Regions from separate parts of the Mus musculus genome. Here region 1 is linked to region 2. Evidence: chromatin loops called from intact Hi-C (ENCODE). Cell type or tissue: left cerebral cortex. All regions are shown on one strand. Links, peaks and the distances in the headings refer to the core of each region. The heading gives the core; the rest is flanking DNA. Region 1 overlaps Gm35007 (a long non-coding RNA gene). Region 2 holds the start of Grm4 (glutamate receptor, metabotropic 4).

Region 1 (9,560 bases), core at 2,942-7,941, 120 kb before region 2:
ACCATGTTGCTTATGAAGCAATACTTGAGCCTGTTGTGTGAGACACAGAATGCAAGCAACTTGCCATAGTCCCTCAGCACAGGGGCAGTGGGCTAACCTCAAACCCACAGTCCTTTGGTACACAGGTGGTTAGGCTAACCTCAGACCCACAGTCCCTCAGTACACAGGTGGTTGGTCTAAACTCAAAGAATGCTGGCTGCATTGCTAACTGTCCTTCTGCCTGGTGGGGCTGTGCCAGCTACAGCCATAGGAAGCTCCAAGACTCCTGACCAACTAATGGTTGCCCCTCCTGAGCTGACCGTGAGTCTAGGAGCCAAGCCTGAGCCACCGGCACAAGAGGATGAGGTGAGCACAGGTGGAGACAGGCTTGGGGACTAAGCAGTCCCAATGGCCCCTGGGAAGCCAGTGTGCTATGCTGTTAAACAGGAGGTCACTTGCCTCCTGCACCGGCCTGGATTAAACCAGCCATATGAAGGTTTCAAAGGGACAAGGGATTCTGCAGGCCTTGCTTTGCCTAAGTCAGTTTATCACACGCTTATCAGCTGCCTGTCCCAGGAGATGTCCCTCCACTGCCTGGCAGCCGATCTTCCCCAAGGCTGCCCCCCCCACCCCCGCCTCTCTTCTCAGATGCTGAGCAGCATGGCCCAAATGCCAGGCTGCTCACTCATGACTCAACTCCCCCACCAGCCAAACATCTGGCTGACAGAGGGCACGGCCCGCCCCCAATGCAGCTCCTTCTGCACAAATATGCTCTTAATATTCAATTAGTATTTATCCACCGCGAACAACAATTATGCCGTTGACTCTCAATGAAGCGCCTGGTTAATTAATGAGCACGGTCTTTAACATGCTGGCAGGATCTCTCCGAAAGCAAGTACTGGAATAATGGCAAGGGGGTGCCAGCGTGAGCCAGCTGCGGGGATGGGTTGCCCCTGGGGATCCCCAGGCTCCAGATGTGGGTCAGGCTGAGCATGCACCTCAAGAGATGTCTACTACAAAGGAAAGACACTGACTGGGACTTCTAGCAAGCCACTTAACCTGACTCACAAGCTCCTTCCCCAAAAGGCCTGGGCCACCAAGGTCACCTAGAGCATGCCTCTAGGCAACCAGTTTGCACAGCTCCCTCCAGAGCTACCCGTCAGCTCCATATGGCCTGCCCCACACAGCAGCTGTCTCAGCTCTCACCCCTCTGTCTGCCTCCTGCCTTTCTCCCAACTGCTTGGGCACCAGCCTCCCTTCTCCTGCCCCTCAGATGCCATCCCCCACCAGCTCAGCCTGGCCTGGGTCTGCAGATCCCAACAGCCTGGCTCCCAGATTTCACCACCATCAGACCTTGCTGAAAGCAAAGGGCAGGGCAGCCCTGCCACTTCAGGTGCCCTGGACACTTACAGAAAGTGTGCTCTCCTAGGCAATTACTCCGCGTCTGGTGCCTCAGTTTCCCTGCTGTGCACTAGGAGAGTGGCAAATGTGTATGACATTCAAAGTACGACACAAGCTTGGTGTCAGTTTTCTCTCCTATCGCAGCCCAGAGTCACAGCCTACTGTGCGTGTGTGTCCCTACTGTGCACACATGCAAGCGAGAGCAGTCCAGGATGTTGTTGTCTTGTTGCTCTGCTTTCCCTGTGGGCAAATGGAGCAGGGAAGACAGACAGGGAGTTTGGAAGCCCCTCGGGTACTAAGTGAATGATGACACTCCGGGATCAGCTTCAGAAAGGCAGATCAAATGTATTCAGGGTGAACAATGCTTATATGAAACTTTGGGGAGGGGAGCGGACTATCTCGGGTGGGCAAAGCTCATTGGCTGAAGGCTAAGTTACTGGGATGCCTCATTAGCATGGGATGGCATATCCAGGAATGTCAGGTGCTTGCTGAATGGGTTTATCATCAGGAGAAAGGGAGTTGGACCTGTAATTTTCCTAAGGGCAAGGAGACATTCCTCAGGAAGGGGGTGTGAGGTCCAAGATCCCCCCAGGTAGAGAAGAGGAAGCCCCGCTGACAAAGGGAATCCACCATTTTACGCCAACCTCAGGGCTTTCTGGTAATGTCAGACTTCGACCTTAGGAACAGAGTTTCCCAATACCCTGCCACTATCTTCATGGCTCTCACTGTCTTCCACCACCAGAGTCCCACTGGTGTCATTGGTAGAGGGGTGGGGTGAGCAAGAAGCTCACCTGCATGCTTAATACCCTGCTTGAACTGGTCCCCATGCCCCTGCGCAGCTCCCATAGGTGACAAGGGGGTTACACACATGCACACACGCACACACACATGCACACACACACACATGCACACACACACGCACACACACATGCACGCACAGCCACAAGGCAGGCCAGGAGATGAGGCCACTAGGAAGGAGAAGTGAGAGTCATTAATGGATGGGGAACAGCAGCCTTTCCTTAGAAGGTCACTAGGAAGAGCAAATGACAATATGAGACCCTGTGCAAGGGGCCACCATTGTTATGATTTTGTGCCAGGGATCTGCTAGGGTTGGGGGCTAGTTAGTATTAGAGTTTAACACTAGAGCTGGGGGTTAAGTTAGGGCTTAAGGGTAGTGGTTAATCTTAGGGTTAGGACTGGGATAGTGGTGAGGGCCAGTCAGGGCCAGGGTCTTAGCTTAGGGTTAGGAGGTGAACATGGGCCGGGGGTTGACTTTGAGTCAGGGTTAGTGGTTCCAGGCTGCATTTGGATTTAAAGTAGGGTCTGTGGTGGTCTTAGAGTTAGGATCTAGGGTCCAAGTTAGCATTCAGGGTAAGTTGTGAGGGTAAGGTGTGGTTTGGATTAGGGTTAGAGTTTTTGGCTCTGGGCAAGGCATCTTCATTCTGCTTCCTGTGACTGGGATAACCTGAAAAAAGCAGCTGAAGAAGAAAAGAGCACATTTGCTTCCACGGTCATCGTGGGGAGGTCAGAGGGGCAGAAACTTGAAGCAGCCAGCCACATTGCATACACCCACAGTCCAGAGAGCAATAAATGCAAGCAAGCCTGTGTTCAGCTAGTTGTCTCCACTGTATCTATAGTCCAAGATATCCTTCTCTAGGGAATGGCGCCGCCCACACTGGGTGGATCCTCTCACCTTAATTAACAACATAATCAAGACCACGACCACCCCCAGACGTGTGATTTGGATAATTCCTGGGGGGCGGGGAGAAGAACCACCTCTGCCAGGTGATTCTAGATTGTCTTAGGTTCACAATTAAAACCACTGCAAGGCTAGAAGTCACAGCTAATGCTGGAGGTTAGGGTTAGGGTTGAAAGTTAAGATTAGAGGTTAGGGTATGGTTTAGGAACCCCAGAGCAAGCGCTGAGAAATCCCTGAGCCTCCACCCTTCCGTGAATGGTCACAGGCATCTTGAATCAAATCTGGATAGCACAGACCCAGCTAACCCTCCCCCAAGGGGCAGGGAGGGGTGCTCTCTGAAGTCCCATGGGTCTCTGTAGAGTCCCCCTGAAATTAATGCTTTTCAATAGAAAAGAACTTAGGTAACAAGTCAAACCCTGTATTCTCAGATTGGCATAGAACACTTACCACGACCCCACTTACTGACACTGACTAGAGCTCTCGGGCCCACTGGATCCAGTAGAACTAGCCAGGTTCTACTTGCCATCCTAGAGCCACTGAGACCCCTCCCCTGCTCCTCCCCATACTCTAACATACCCCCTCTCCTTATGACTCTGTCCTAATCCAGCCTTACCCAAGGCTGCTTGGCGGCAGGGGCTGAAGTGGAGCTGGACCCACGGTGAGACACTAAGTCCTGGGAGCATCTCAGCTCTATAGGTCGGGCTGCTGAGAGGTCTGAGAAAGGGCCTGAACTTCCTGGCCTAGATTCCTCTGCCAACTGTGAATCGGGAAACCAAAGCCCCTCCCTCGTGATTTGATGTGTGGCGCTGAGCTCTGCTGCAGGCACCTTGCAACCCTTCACAAGGTTCTAGAAGGGGTCAGTAAGGCGGCCCAGCAGGGAAACATGCTCGCAACCAATCCTGATGACTTGAGTTTGATCCCTGGGATTCATATGATAGGAGAGAGCCAAGTCCTCCAAGTTGTCCTCTGAGCTGCACTTGTACACATGTATGCCGTGGTGCTTGCAATAAACAAATAAGTGTATCGAGAAATTTCAGTGCTCCTATGTGACATCACCCAGCCCGTTCCTCTCCCAAAGCTTCTCAGACCCAAACTCCCGGACCCCTCGCCTGCTCAGGCAGCATCTCCCCACCCCACATGCTAGCAGAATATCCCCCCATTCCTCCTCATACTCCCTTGGTGATCCATTCACAGTGCCACCCCTCCCTCCCCCATCTCTATCCCGCCTGTCCCTCCCCCAGCCTGCTGCTGCTGACGGTGACATCAGCTCTGGCTAGTCTCAGGCTCCCTTTGGGCTCTCCTCCTGCACACCAGCTGCTGAGATCTTTCTCAATTACAAATCAGATCATGTCTGCGCGCAACACTTCAGGGGCTCCCTGTGGCGTAAGTCACAAGTCCCGGCCCCTGTTGCCCCAAGCATAAACTGCTTTCCAAGCCAGACCTCCCTGTGGCTGATAGCATCTACAAGGGCTTTCCTGCACAGCTAATCCCCCCGCCACTGTGTCCCTGGAAAGAGCCAAGATCCTTAGTGGGTCTCCGCAGCTTCTGCCTCCACATCCTCACACCTGGGTCCTGCTAGACTTTGAGCAATAACTCCCCAGGGCCCTTCCCCAAGCCCGCCAATGGGCCCCCAACCAGACAGCCTCCATGCCTGTCTCTTGGTGTCTCGGCATGTGACACTGTGATTCCAGGGTACCAGGGATATGTTGAACCCTAGGGGACACCAAAATCATGTCCCCTCTTTAGACCTCAGCCTTATGGTTAAACCATGTGTGCATAGCCATCTCTACTTCTGGAGAGATGACTCAGCAGTTAAGAGCACTGTCTGCTCTCCCAGAGAACTCAAGGTGCCCAGCAGCCACAAGGATGCTCACAACCATCTATAACTGCAGTCCTTAGGGTTCTAACGCCCTCTTCTGGCCTCCGCGGGCAGTGCGTACACATGGTGCACAGATACACATGCAGGCAAGACACCAGTACTCACATACATACATACATACATACATACATACATACATACTAGAAAATTAAAATAAAATAAAAAGTAAATCTTAGGCAGAGAAAGGAGACAGGCTGAAGCAGGCTTGAGACAGTGTCGGCAAGGGACTGGTTGGTCCTCAGGAGAGTCTCTTGCATGGAGGAACGGGGTGAAGTAGCTACCGCTGCCTGTCAGTCCCGAGGAGAGGAGATCTGGTGCCAGAGGGAGGGGTTCCAAGTAAATGGAATGGTAGGTAACCCAGCAGGGTCAGCAAGGGTGGGGTGCAGATGGAGTGGGGGTGTGGGACACAGAGAGACAGACCCCGCTAGCCCGTGCTGCTTTGCAGATGCTAGGGAAAGTCTGTCGCTCTTCCACTGGGACCTCTGGGAATTGGAGCTGCCTAGTCCCTGGCAGTCACCAGTCAGAAGTGGCCCAAGGCCATGACTGCAATTTAAAATGGCCTTCAATAAAACAGCACAATAAAGCCACACTGCAGAGCAGTGCTGACGAGCAAACACTTCCCTTGAAGAGTCAGAATCTGTGGTGGGGACAGCACAGCACTGGGGGTAAGGAACACAGGCCTGGCTGGCCAGGACAGAAGCCTGGATGATGGTTGGTCCCCAGACATCCGAGGAGAACCAGGCTTCCTACGTGGGGGGGAGGATGCAGGCCCACCTGTGCTGAGCTCACCTTGAAGGGAGCTGTGGGAGGAACAACCATGCTGTCTGGAAGATGAAGGAACTGTTTATGCTGATAACTTACTCTGAACGGATCAGGTAGAAGTTTTCTGTAGCCACTTTGTGCAGGAAGAAAAGCAGGCGGAATGTTTCCCTGTAAGAACATTAGGGCGGGGCTGTTCACACTCCTTCCTGTCGCAACGCACAACAGGGACTGGTTTCCTGGGCACTAACACAGGAGAACGGTCTGCTTACACGATTATGTAGGTCCTGTGTGTACAACCTTTCTCTAAGAGCCCTGCACTGCTGTAAGGGGTTAGCAAAGTCGGTCACAGAACACAGGTCAGCACACAGAAATCCACCCCTGGCTACAGACAGGTATGTGCCTAGAGAGGACGATGTCTAAAGCAATATCAGATCATGGTGCGTGTCTTCAGTTCCAGCACTCAGGGGGCAGAGGCAGGCAGATCTCTGTGAGTTCAAAGCCTGCTTTACACAGTAAGTTCCAAGCTATCCAGAGCTACCCACAGAGACCGAATTTCAATAAAATAAAATGAACCGCTGGAGTAAGAAATCAAAGACTCAAATAGACACAGAACATGCTCCTAGATTGGAAAGACCCAAACATACAGAGAGGCACAGCACAGGCAAAGTGTGGGAGACTCACAGGTGAGTGCAGATTCAATCCATTACCAGCCTAAGTCCCAGCAGGCCCTGTGTAGACGAAAAGCGATTCTAGAATCTGTGTGGAGGAAAGACAGGAGAAGATCATCAAGAACACTTCTTTAAAAGGAGAGGTTGCCCGAGCATGGTAGCACAGGCCTGTCCATCTAGCACCCAGAATTCGGAGTCAGGAGGATCATTGTGAGTTCCAGGTCAACTGAAGAATGACATCCTGTCTCAAAAACAAGTTAAATTTGAAGGATTCACAGTACCCAATTCTACGATGGAATTAGCCCCCTGGTAAAGAGGACTCAGACCAGCAAAGAGATAAACATCAGGTCCATGGGCAGAATGATGGCCAGAAATAGACTCTCTTGAACACACACTGCCTATTGTCCTTTAACAAAGTACAGCAGGGGCTGACGGAGAAACGGTCATCTTCCCGAAAAATGGTGTTGTAAGGAAAGGTTAACCTCAGACCGTATCCCACACCGTGCACAGACTGGCTCATGGGACATCTGTGGGTGTAACACTGTAAAACTCAGGCCGGAAAAGCGGCTCAGCTGGTAGAGGCCCTTGCTGCCACCAGGCTGTCAACCTGCGTTCAATCCCTGGGGCTATGTGGTGGAATGAGAGAGCCAACGCCCTCAGGTTATCCTCTGACCTCCCGCACTCTCCCTGAGGCACACATACAAGTAGATAAATAATGTCATTCTTAATAATGTAAATTCCCAGTGCTGAAGCTGGCTCAGAAGTGAACCGCTCACACATGACTGGTAGGAAGCAAACTGCTCAGACCCTCTGGGGATAGTCTCCTGGGCTCCACTCCTTTCTTTCTTTCCCTATTTATTTGCTTTTAATAGTTAATTAGTTAGTTCTTTAGTTGAGTCTAACTGTAGCCCATGCTGGCCTGGAACTTATATAGACCAGGCTGACTGGGAACTCACAGAGATCCACCTGCCTCTGCTCCCTGGGTGCTGGTACTACAGGAATATGCCACCAGGCCCAGCTCTGGTTTCCTGTAAAGTGGAATGGATGCATCTGCAACTCCTGTCCACATGTGTTCACCCCGGAGAAAAGAGAGTGTGTGTTCTGTGCCCTTGAAAAAAAAATACTACAGACAGAGATGGCGACAACAGCTCTACCCACTATCGGCCACACTCGGGGAAACCAGCAGGAAGCACTCGCTGTGGAATACTGCTTAGCCTCGAAGAGGGAGCACTGACACTTGGGCCTTCACGACTCTCAAAGGCACCCTGAGTGATGAGAGCCAATCTCAAGATGTTTTCAACTTCACCGTTTCCTTCCCGTTGCATTCTGAGAACGACTTTTGGCAACGGATTTGCGGTTGCCAGGGAGGAGTGTGGGGAACGGGCCTAGGAGGCTTCAGAAATGGGCTGAGAAGCTAAGTGGCATGCTCTAGAGTGTGGGGGATAGCATCCTCACCCAGGGCTGTGTGTGGGCCCTGGGGACTCTTGCTGATGCCCCACACCTAATCCCAGGAGCCCACCCAACCATGGACCCTGGTCGCCCCTGGGGTCGTGCGTACCTACACACAAGCAATATAATTTGTGGGGAAGAGGAGGGAATGATTCATACTGAGCCTCAGCCCCAGGGTCCCCTACGGCTCACCTCTGGGACCCTCACCTGACCCCATTGTGCTGGACAGAGGACAGAGGCTACAAAAACGTCCCTTCTCATTCGTTTAATCATAGCAGCAGACCTGGGGTCATCAGGTCACTGCCAAGGTCCCCAGATTTTTTCAGCCTTACTGTGGGCCACCACCATGGACCCCATGGGAAACCCAGCAAAGGCAGCCGGAGGGCGGTAGCGTTTATTAATATCCTACCAATGTGTGTCTGCAGCCCCAAGCAGGGCCCCGGAGTCTCAGTCCAGTGTATTAAATAATGCTGTCTGGGAAAAAGCCGGCATGCACGATGATGGGACTTTAAAATTTAATTGCTGCCAAACAAGATTACAGTGGGGAGGTGGGGCAGGTGGAACTGGGAGAGGAGAGACTGAGGGGCGACGACTGTCATTGAGCCATGGAAGATGTAGAGAATGAAACAGCCTGAGCTGTCCCCATCATGCCAGGTCCCCAGATGCCTCTGTACCTCTCACCTGCAACTCCTCCCTACCCCAGCCCGGCCTCCGCAGACCTGGGGGTACAACATGCCGACTTCAGATGAGGCCCCAGGAACAGAAGATCAGACAAAAGCACACCTGAGTACAACTCTGAGGTTGCTTCTCCGTACTGTTTTGAGTCTTGGGCAGCCCTAGCTAGCCTTCCACTTCCAGCCACTCTCCTGTCTCCAAATGCTGGGATTGTGGGTATATGCTACTGGACCCCCAAAACCTTTTGCAGTCAGAAGAGATCACTTATAGATTTTTCCCTTCCTGACAAAATAATTAGTCCCAGTTCAACAAGGAGCCACTGTCTGCAGAGAGGGGCAGAGCCAGGCTGGCCTTCTCCCCTCCTCTGGTGCTCACTTCTGAGCCCCACGCCCTTCAGTCTGGCTTCCCAAAAAACCCAGGGTGAGTCTCCATGTGCTTCAGACATCCCACCGCCATGCTTCAGCCCCTCTGCCTCCTTCCTTCTCCTCCCACCCTCGCTCTGTGTTCCTGTTCAAGCCCAGCGGCTGCACTTAAAACTAAGGGTGCCCATCACTTGCCGCTCTAGTTGGCGGTATGAACCTGGGAGCGTGGAGCCTTAAAAAGAATGAGGTTGATGACCGTCTCACGAGCAGCCAACTTTAGCCAGAGGTCAGATGACCTGTACCCTGAGGGCTAGGGCTCCTGTGAGCCACGTGTCCACTCACGACGTTAAGGTGCACGGGGCGGGCAAACAGCACGTGGCAAAATCCTGTTTCTCTGTAGGCATATAAGCAAATAATAGCTGGCTGTGATGAATAAGCTGAGGTAAACTCACTCCTATCCGCTACCCCCGGGAGGGCACAGAAACTCATCCCAAAGACAGTTCTGTGGTTTTGAAGAAATTGAGGTCACAAAGCTCTTGTTTCCTCACACACACTCAGAATTCCCCTCACATCCCCACCCACTCTTGGACTGGGTTCTGACAGCTCATTTCTCGGCCAAACACCCTAGAAAGGCCTACGCCTTTCGAAACGAACCCCCAGATCCCACTAAGGTCTGCTGGGCCCTG
Region 2 (9,560 bases), core at 2,407-7,406:
GTGGCTTTAACTAGATTGTCTCACTTGGGCCTAAAATGGCACAGGCTGTCATTATGAGCTGTCATTTCCCAATTACTGCAGATAATATCTACTTTAATTGAACAGGGTCCCGATAATGCCATTATGCACCGAGTTACCCAATTCATTTAATATATGCATGTACACACATTAGCACCTGACGGCCACCACGAGACTGAGGCTGCTTGCTGTACAGAGACATTCATGAGATGATACTTTCAGTGGGGGGGGGGGCAGCAGCTTTCATTTAAGGGGTGACTGTCCTCAGTGTGCTGCTTTCATCAAGAAACCAGAGAACAGGGAGGCACTAGAACTGTCTCTCGGGCCTCATGGGGCTCATGGGGCTCAGAGGTAGGGGAAGCTCTGGGCTAGGCCAGCTTGGAGCCGGGCAGTTGCTTCTCTACAGGAGCAAAGCTGGATGGGGAAGGGGACACACGGGCTTTGGAGGGAGGAGCGAGAGAGGGCAGAGGGAGGTATTGCTGCACAGGGAGCAGCTAATGGGGACTAATGAGCCAGTCTGCTCTCTAAGGGCCCCAAGCAGGGACACGTCTCAATGCAGCTATGTGCATGGGATGGGGGTGTGATCTTTGTGTGCATGTATGGTGCACATACACGTGCATGCTTGTGCACATATGGGGACCACAAGTATACTGGTGTCTCCCTCTGTTTCTCCTCCCTGTTTGTTGAGATAGGTTGAGAAGCTCACTCACGAGGTGAGGCTGGCTGTGGCTACCTGTCTCTCCCTCACCAGTGCTGGATTACAGCCACACTGCCCCCTCACACAGATGCTAGACCCAAGCTCCGGTCCTGGTGCTCCCTGGATGAACCAGCTTCCAGCTTCCTCTCAGTGCATCTCTGCTGATCCTGGCTGACTAGGGCAGAGCTGACACTCTTGGAAATAAGAGGTCTTATAGAGAGTAACAGGAAGCTGTTGTCTCTACACCAAGCCCCTCTGCTTCTTCTTCGGGTGAGCCTGCTCAGCTGGCAGGTCTTCTGTCAGACCAGGAGCAGGGCTGGGGCCTGGCTGCTGGCTCCCTCACGCCTTCTGCAGGTGGCAGGAGGTGCCATTTCTGCAGAAGTGCAAAGACCTTCCAGTGGTAGGAGCTGACAGCCCAGCTGCCCGGTCCCCAGGCAGGACCTGCCCACTGGAAAGCTGGGTTCCGGGGCCGGGAGGACAGCAGGGTGGGCAGATGTCTTGAGGTGGGTGGTAATTAGGGGCTGCTGCTCCGTGCTTGTAGGGAGAGGACGGGTCTGTCAGCTATAATTACAAGGCTCTGGAGTCCATAGGTTTTGCTCTGTGTCTTCTCACCAGCTGTGGGGCCCTCAGGACAGGGACATTGCCTTCCAGGCTCTTCTGCCCAGCAAACTAGTCACACACAGGCTGACTGCGAAGCTCCCAAGAAGTCACACTTCCAACAGAAGCATGCAGAAGCCACTGACACAGGTCACAGGAGGAGGGGAAGACCAGAGTAGAGGCCAGGCAGGCTATTCAGCTCCTGGCCTATTCAGGGCCTGATCTGGGTGAGCCCTCTCTGAACATGCCAGGAAAACCCACCACTATTCATGAAATGTTCCTGTAGGCTAAACACTGCCAGCTTCCAGGGCAAAGGATCATTTCTGGGGATGGTAGAAGGCAGATGAGAACGGTATCCCCCGCCCCAGGAGGGCGGGCGTGCAACGCAGGGCTGAGCAGAGACTCAGCGCACAGGTCCCAAAGATCCCACCCAAGACAAGAAGCTGACCAAGGCTGGGGGGTTCTTCCAGGAAGCAATCTACTCAGAACCAACACCCACAGCACACTACTGCCTGCCCAGGGCCTGCAAGGGTTCTCTGCGATGGTCTCCCACAACCTCCATGGGAGGCTCTGAGCTTCTACTGGGAGCAGCTCAGGAAAGTTCCCAAGTTCTCAGCTCTTCACCAAAGGCCTGTCACCTCCTCCCATGCACAGGAGACTGAGCCCAGGGGAAAGAGGGCCAAGACCAAGCCACCTGAGAGGTAGGGAGCTGTCAAGTGGCTACCCAGGAAGACAGCTACCCAGGGCTGCTTAGGTGTTAGGCTGAGGTGGAGAGACCCTCTAGCAACACTAGGTGCTTAGCAGGGTCACCCTCAGAGTACTGGCCTTTCTGCCTGCCCTAAGTCCCATCCAGAATCCAGAGTAGAGGGGGTGGAAGGTGGAGGGGTGGGGGTGGCACACACACACCTCCCGCCAGACTCACAGCAAGGGTGGCATCACACTGCCACTATGGCTTGCGGCACCCTAGCCCTGAAAGCCAGTTCAGAGGGTGTCCCCAAAAGCCAGCTTTCTCTCTAGCCAGGGGCAGCCGATTGTGAGACGATCAAGGAGAAGAAACCAGGTACCCCCTGCAGAAAGGATTGTCTGACAACGAGTGTGTCGCTCAGGACCTAGGGGCAGAGGGCGCTCGTCCTTTGGGCTCAGGACTCCCCGCCGCTGTGCCGCTGCCCCAGCTCAGCACAAACAACCACGCAGCGCCGGGTGCGGGGTGCGGGGGCGCAGCGCACAGTCAGGCCTCCACCTCGGCCCCGCCCCCGCGCGGGGAGGGGACACGGTTGCCCGCGGGCTCGGGGAAGCGACCCTGGAGCAGGGACCTCCCCCGCCACACGCGCGCTCACACAGAGCCCTTAGAGACGCTCGGTTCACCAGGGTTTCAGAGAGGGTTCGGTCCCAAGTGTCCAGAGAAAGCCTGACCTCAGGTCCCGGGGCTGCGGAGAGACCCCAGACCTGCAGCGCCACCGCAAACCACGGCGGCGGCTGCAGGCGGGAGGCGCTTCGGCTCCAGCCAGTGGCGAAGGTGGTGCCGGGGCTGGATGCGGTTCTCAGAGCAGGGAGCCTCAACACGGGGCTGGCGCTGCCCTCTGGCCGAGGACCACGGCGCAAAGGCGCACACCGCGCCCCGCGCCCCCACAGCCTAGCCTCTCCGCAGAGGGGACGCGCGGCTGTCACCGTCCCCATCGGGACCAACTCCACCTGTCATCAGTGCAGCCCCGTCACAGCCCCCATCCCACTTTCCCCCAGACCCGCAGACAACACTGCCCCATCCCTGAGGGGGCAGCGGAGGGGCGGCCCCAGCCCGGAGGGAAGCCCCTGTCCCTGGGTCCTGCGCCCTCCTCCTGGAACTAGGGAGAGCTCGCAGAGGCCACCTCCTCAAACGCCGGGGTCCCCGCCGCAGCCCGCGCTCCCGGAGGCCGGAGGGCATCGTCCCCTCCGCCCGTGCCCCTCGGGCCACAACTCACCGCGCATCGGCGAGGTGAACGCCACGGCTAGGGGTCGGCTGCGCCCGGGAAGTGCAGGGAGGCGGCGGCCAGCTCTTAGCTGCTCGCGGTGCCGGGAGCCCGGGCCGCGGCGGGTGGCGCTGACGCTGCGGACCAAACCGGGCGCCGAGCCGCCGGCGGTCCCGGGCGCGGCGGGGAGGAGCTGGCGGCCGCTTTGGCCGGAGCCTCGGAGCAACGAGCGGTGGCGCTCGGCTGCTGCTCCCGGGAAGCTGGAGCTGGGAGCGGCCGCCACGGTGCCCGTGCTGCTGCTGCTGCCGCTGCCGCCGCCGCCGCCGCCGCGGAGCCCGAGAGCGCGGGCGAGGCGGTGCGGGGCGCTGCGTGCGCCGAGGATCGGGGCTGGGGAGCGAGCGCAGCCGGCCGGGGTGCGGGCACCTGACGGCGGCGGCGGCGGCGAGGAGAAAATGGGAGCGTGCGAGCCTAGCACAGGGAGCCGAGCGGCGCGGGAGGGGCGCGAGCGCCGGGAGCGCGGGCCGAGGGCCGAGGGGGCCGCACGGCTCCCGGCGCCCACCGCCCTGCCGCACCGCACGCGCGAGCCCAGCCCGCAAGTTTGCGCCGCGAGTGCGGGGCGAGCGCACCACGCTTCCGCCGGCCTTTTAAAGAGCGAGAGCCCGGGTCCACCCCCACACACCCGCACCTCCACCTCCGGAAGCTGGGACTCGCCACCCCTCCACGCCCTCCCCGCCGGCGGCTCCCGCTCCCTCCGCACCCGGTTGTCGCCCGCTCCCGGAAGCCTCCCCTCTTACACTCCTCCTACCCACCCCCCAATCAGCCCCGTGAGCGCGCCATCTCACTACCCGGGCACCCCAAAGACGCGGCGAAGATCCCTCCTCACCCACACAAGTCGAGGGTCAGGGAACCCAGTTTCCCGTCGCACACCCTGCAAAGTACAGCAGAGCCTAGGGACCCTTAGGGGCGAGCCGTACCCACTCGGTGCGTCACTGGAACCCCCCACCCGCGGGGCCGCTTCTCATAGCCGCGCACACACGTGGCGTGTGCCCCCCTGCGGCATGCTCATTTGCACATTTCTGTCATAGCATGCCAAGGAAGGAAACTGAGGCCCAGAGACGTCAATCCACCTGCCCAGGTCTCACGATCTGTGGAGAGGAGCGCTTTTACCCTGAAGCACTAACACCCCAGAGCCCCCAAAATAGGGGAGCAATTTACACACACACACACCCGATCCACTGAACACGGTGTAACAGGTGGCCTGAACTAGCCCCAAGAAGAGTTCCTCAGCTCAAGAGGTTGGCAGCTCGCTGCCCCCTTCCCCTCGCGTGGGCTTTGATGATCCCGGAAGGGTGCCTTCGAGGCAGGCCTAGAGGAAGGCAGGGACAGACCACGCAATCCTTGAAGAGCTGCAAACAGGCCCAGACTGCAGAAGTGGCTTCCCCGGGAGCCCCAAGAAGTGGCGAGCCTCATCCTGGGTGCTACCGTGCTGGGGAGCCAGGGGAGTGGGTGGCTGCTAACAGCTGGAGAGGGGGCCAGGGCGCAGAGTGCCACCTGGTGTTCACTGTGCCCAGGCCTGAGACACTCCGCCATCCTGACTGCTAGACCCCCTGATTTCCAAAGAACCTAGAGGAATGCTTGGGAGAGTCCAGGACTAGCAAGGCCCGAGCTATCTCTGTCTGCTTCTCTCCCTGATCCCCTACCAATGCAGGCCTCCATCGCCAGCTCTCCAGACCATGAAGGCCAGCGCGGTGACTGTTCACCACCGTTCATGCAGTGCCTGGCCCCGGGCCTGGACCCCATTGAGCTTAGGAGTGTTTGGTGTATGAATAACTGTTGTCAAACTGTGTACTCTTGTTGTTGTCACATGGAATGACCCAAATACATGTCTCCTTTACCAAGTCGGCCCGCGGTTTCTGAGAGAAGTGTGCAGATTGTTCGTTCATCTATGCTTTGTCGTGTGTAACTGACACCACTCACAGCGACAGGGCCATCTCCACGTCCCTGGGTCCTCATCCAGCCCCTGGGTCCTCCTACAAAGCCAGCATAATGGAATTGGGCTGCCTTTCTGGGCTCCTGTAAGTGGGAGCTGCCGCACTTCCCGTACAGAACATAATCCCAGCATCCTTTGGTTGGTTGGATAGATGGAGCTGAAAATTACACGGGCCCTGGTTTATTGAGAACCCAAAGGACCACATCAGACACTCCCTACCCCTGCCCCTCAGTATCGCCTCTACTCTGGCCATAATTATCCCCCACCTCCCACCAGCTGTGTTTCTAAAGGCTGTGTTTTTCAGCGATTAAAAAAAGAAACTGCTGCTGGCAGATGCTGAGCCTGTGGCTGGGCCGGAGAGCCTGTAAGTCCCCAGCCAAGACCTACATCTGCCAGACAGCCATGACACCTCAGACCACTGAAGCCCGGTGTATTCCCCCATCAGCCCTTAGCCATGGGCCCCAGGTGGCCTGACTCCTCATCCAGTTTGCTCTTTGTGCCCATCATGGAGAAGAATGGACAAGCACACATGCCCTCCCCTGGTATCTTCTGCCAGGGAGCCAGCCTCAGTGGAGGAATGATGGCCAGAAGTGACTTCCCAGGAGTCACGCAGTGCCCTGCCTGGACCTGCTTTTCCAAGGTCTCATTCAAACCACTATCTCCTAAGAACCAACTGCAGACCCTGGACCTCAGAGCTGGTTCAGGCTGGATGGAAGGGGGACAGGGCTGGGTCCTCTTTGCTGAGAGCCACTGGATGTGGGGTCCTCAACCTTTGTGAGCATGGAGTTCTCCATCTGTCTGACCTTTGACTGAGTTGAGGGTGCCTCTCAAGATTCCAGAGTGGGTAAAGCCTCGTTCCAATACCCTTTGAAGAGGTGGGGAGGCCACAAGGGCCCATCCCTGAGTCTTCTTGATGCGGAGGAAGGGTACTTAGCTCTGCCCTACGGGTTCAGGACTGTGCCCTGGAAGTTGTTCCTGAGATCTGACCTAACTCCTTCCTGCTGCAGCAGATTCTTTCCTTCTTCGAGCTCGTATTTTGTGGTTTGGGTTTTTTTCCTCTTTAATACATTTGTGTGAGTGTCTATCCATCTGTATCTGTGATTGCGAGATGTAATCATACTACAGCACACTCACAGAAGTCTGGTGATCAACTGTCAGGAGTTGGCTCAGGATGGCACCTTTGGTGCTCAGCCCCTTACCCACTAAGCCATCTCACCATACAGCCCTGGTTTTGGCTTTTTTAAAGACAGTAACCTACTACAGAGCCCAGGCTAGCCTTAAACTCATAGCTATTCTCCTGGCTCGGCCTCTTGGGTACTGTACCTATACCCACTATTTCGTTTTGTTTTTGAGACAGAAATGGCATTGAACTCCTGACCTTCTGCCTCAGCTCCCGAGTTGTGGGGTTGCAGGCATCCAGAATGCTCTGTTTGTACAGCTCCGGGATCAACCAGGGTTTCATGACTGCTGGGCAGATGCTCTACTCACTGAGCCACATCCCAGGCACAACACCTGATGTTTTCAGCTGATTTTTGCAGTACTGAGATTTGAACCTAGGACTTTATGCATGTTAAGCAAGTCCTTTATTTGTTTGTTTTGGTCTTTGATTTTTGTGTTTTGGTTTTGGTCTTGATTTTGGTTTAGGTTTTGACTTGATTTGGTTTGGTTTGGTTTGGTTTGGTTTGGTTTGGTTTGGTTTGGTTTGGTTTGGTTTGGTTTTTCAAGGCAGGGTTGCTCTGTGCAGCCCTGGCTGTCCTGGAACTCACTGTGTAGACCAGGCTGACCTCAACCTCAGAGATCCACCTGCCTCTGCCTCCCAAATGCTGGGATTAAAGGTGTGTGCCACCACCCACTGCCACCTGCTCTTCCAGAGACCTAGGTTCAATTCCCAGCACCCACATGATGCCACACACTGTCTGTAACTTGAGTCGCAGGAGATCTGACACCCTCTTCTGGCCTCCTGGGTACCCAAGCACATACATGGTACACAGACATACATATGGACATGACACCTATATACCTAAAAATGATTCTTTTACTATCTTTAAATAATCTGTGTGTGGAAGTCAGTTCTCTTTCCATCATGGTGTGGGTCCTGGTCAGACTGTAGTCTCAAGCACCTTTGTCCACTGAGCATTCCTGCTGGCCTGTCCCCAACTCCCTGTCCTCAACTCCCTCTTCATGCCTGTATCCTGACCTCCCCCAAAAGAAAAAAAAGAGTTTGTCCACTGTGCCAGCCGCTTAGCTGGAGTCGCAAAGCCGTCCTGTGACTCCTGCATTCAGAGAAATCTAATAGGAGAGAACCATTGTCTTTGAAAGCCCTGCAGTTGGGGTCCATTACAGTAAGTCACGGTGAGCATGGTCCTGGGAGGACTTACGGACTCTCTGACAAATGGCCGAGGTCGCAGCCATGCCTTACCCTCTGACCCTGAGGGTTTCCATCCTGTCCCCCCCCTAGACCAGCCAATCAGGTAGAAATGTCTATTTAAATACAGCTGCACCCTGGCAGAATGCAGAGAGCCAAGTCACCATGCAGGCACCCAGGGGTCAGAGGTCACCTTGACTTGGGGTTGCAAGATCAGGGTAGGGACTGCAGGAAATCAGTGCCACCTGCTCCTAGAATCACACAGCCCTTTCGTGCAGAAGACAGAAACCAAGTCTCAAGGGCACAGACACTGGCAAATTTTCTCACTCGGTCTTAGGGACAGGAAGGGACAAGGCTTAGCTATCTCTCTAGATCCACACCGTCCATCTGTCTTTACAGGCAAACAGCAGAAGGTAAGGACAGGTATCCAGCATGGCTGGGCTAAGCTACACCTCCCAGAACCACAGCACCTGCCACAGGAGGACTCCAAATGGAAGACATTCCGCAGTGTCCCAGGCACCCCTTAGCACCCTGCATCATAGGAAGAGGATACAGGACAAGAGATCAGGGGGACAGGGGTCTCTCTGCCCCTTGCCACTAACATGAAGACTGCACACAGGGGCCAGGGCAGGAGGAACATCAGACAGAGAGGCAGAAGAGAGCAAGGGCGCTTCCAGGCCCACATTGCTTCCCAACTGTTGCTCCAGGGTTTCCTGGTCTGAAAGCGATTTCCTTGGTCAGCCTCAATTTCCCAGCAGTGAAGAAGGAGAAGCAGGGGAGGCTGGGAAAATGTCTGCTCCAGCGTCGAGCCATGGCATGAAAACCCAGAGAAGACAGAGATCTCTCCTGCCCCTGAGCTAGAGAGCAGAAAGTGGTCTCGTGCACCCAAGGACCGCGAAGGCTAGTTCATGGAGCACCCGCTGCCTCGAACCTTTGAATGGCTGGGAATGGGAATTTCTCAGATAGGCAGGCCTCCAGGGTGGGAAGCTTTGGGACAAGGGCCTTGAAGGATGCACGGGTTTAAAAACCAAAAGATCCAGATGTGAGGGGTGTAACACAGCAGGACACACCTGAATCCTCCAAAGGCCTCTGACTGCCGCCTGTCTGCACAGTGAATGCACAGAGCATACAGCTGGCGCTCAGAGACCAGTGAGAGGCTGACTTCCCTGACAAGAAAGGCTGCCTCCTACCCTGCTCCTTTCCACTCTCTCCTCCCCTTTCCCTGTCTCTCTTTTTTTTTTTTTCTTAAGACTCAGGATTTCTCGGCTTCTTTGCCACTCTGCAATTTAAAACTACTTATCATCTCTCCCGCTCTCCCCACACGTCCAGGGGCTGTCAGCCGCGAGCCAAATGTCATTAGGATGGATGTCACAAGCCCAGATGTCAAAATACAATTAACATTTAAAATCTCCTCCCGCCCTCAGCCTGGTGGCCAGCCATTCCGCAGCTCCTTCGGCTGAGTGGCAGGGCCCCTGAGCTCCAAGAAGAGCTGCCAGGTGACAGGCACAAGAGAGGACACCATCCAGCCGGCTACTTGGACTGATGCACAGGCCTACAGGGGGACAGGGGAGGAGAGGGGAGACCTGGAGCAATGTCAAGCTTCCCCCCTGCAAAACCCCTCCCCCCAAGTCTCCTCCATCCTGTCTTCCTGCTGAACCTCATCTGTTGTCCACATCTCAGGACATTCTGCCTCTGCCCTGCCAACACTCTTAGGCCTGCTGTCCTATCTGGTGCTGTCCCAGCCTGGCCATCAACTGAATCATAATATGGTCTGCCACTCAACTCTAGCCTGGATGGGAAAAAAAGGAAGGACCAGGAGTAAGGCACCCCCACGATTGGGGCTGGTGCCACACAGCCCAGCTGATAGGTGAGTGGGGTGCCCCTCTGTCAGCCACCCCCCCCCCACTGCAGCCCTGGCCTATTTAGGAAAATGCTGGACAGCGGCCA

What was found. Hi-C counts contacts between places; a loop is a spot of excess contacts. Peaks named below come from ENCODE experiments on the same cell type or tissue, not always from the same donor. Only the 100,000 strongest peaks of a DNase experiment are listed, where the experiment ranks them.
Region 1: it touches region 2 in a loop (2.0-fold over the local background); 5 of 42 quality-filtered maps call a loop at or near these places.

What each region holds. Positions count from the first base shown.
Region 1 is chr17:27,388,682-27,398,241 of GRCm38, forward strand. Gm35007 (a long non-coding RNA gene) reads right to left here. Exons shown (of 2, transcript XR_385497.4): 1 at 9,092-9,560; 2 at 8,339-8,556. Among named protein-coding and RNA genes, the nearest start is that of Gm35007, 6.5 kb to the right of the region's middle. In left cerebral cortex, for the core only: a CTCF peak has its summit at 5,000 (motif pointing left); DNase peaks (open chromatin) are centred at 4,370 and 4,940.
Region 2 is chr17:27,509,522-27,519,081 of GRCm38, forward strand. It overlaps Grm4 (glutamate receptor, metabotropic 4), which reads right to left and starts at 3,876. Exons shown (of 11, transcript NM_001291045.2): 1 at 3,271-3,876. In left cerebral cortex, for the core only: CTCF peaks have their summits at 2,454, 2,731 and 4,820 (motif pointing left); DNase peaks (open chromatin) are centred at 2,563, 2,780, 3,499, 3,912 and 1 more place; H3K4me3 peaks cover 1,969 bases; H3K27ac peaks cover 794 bases.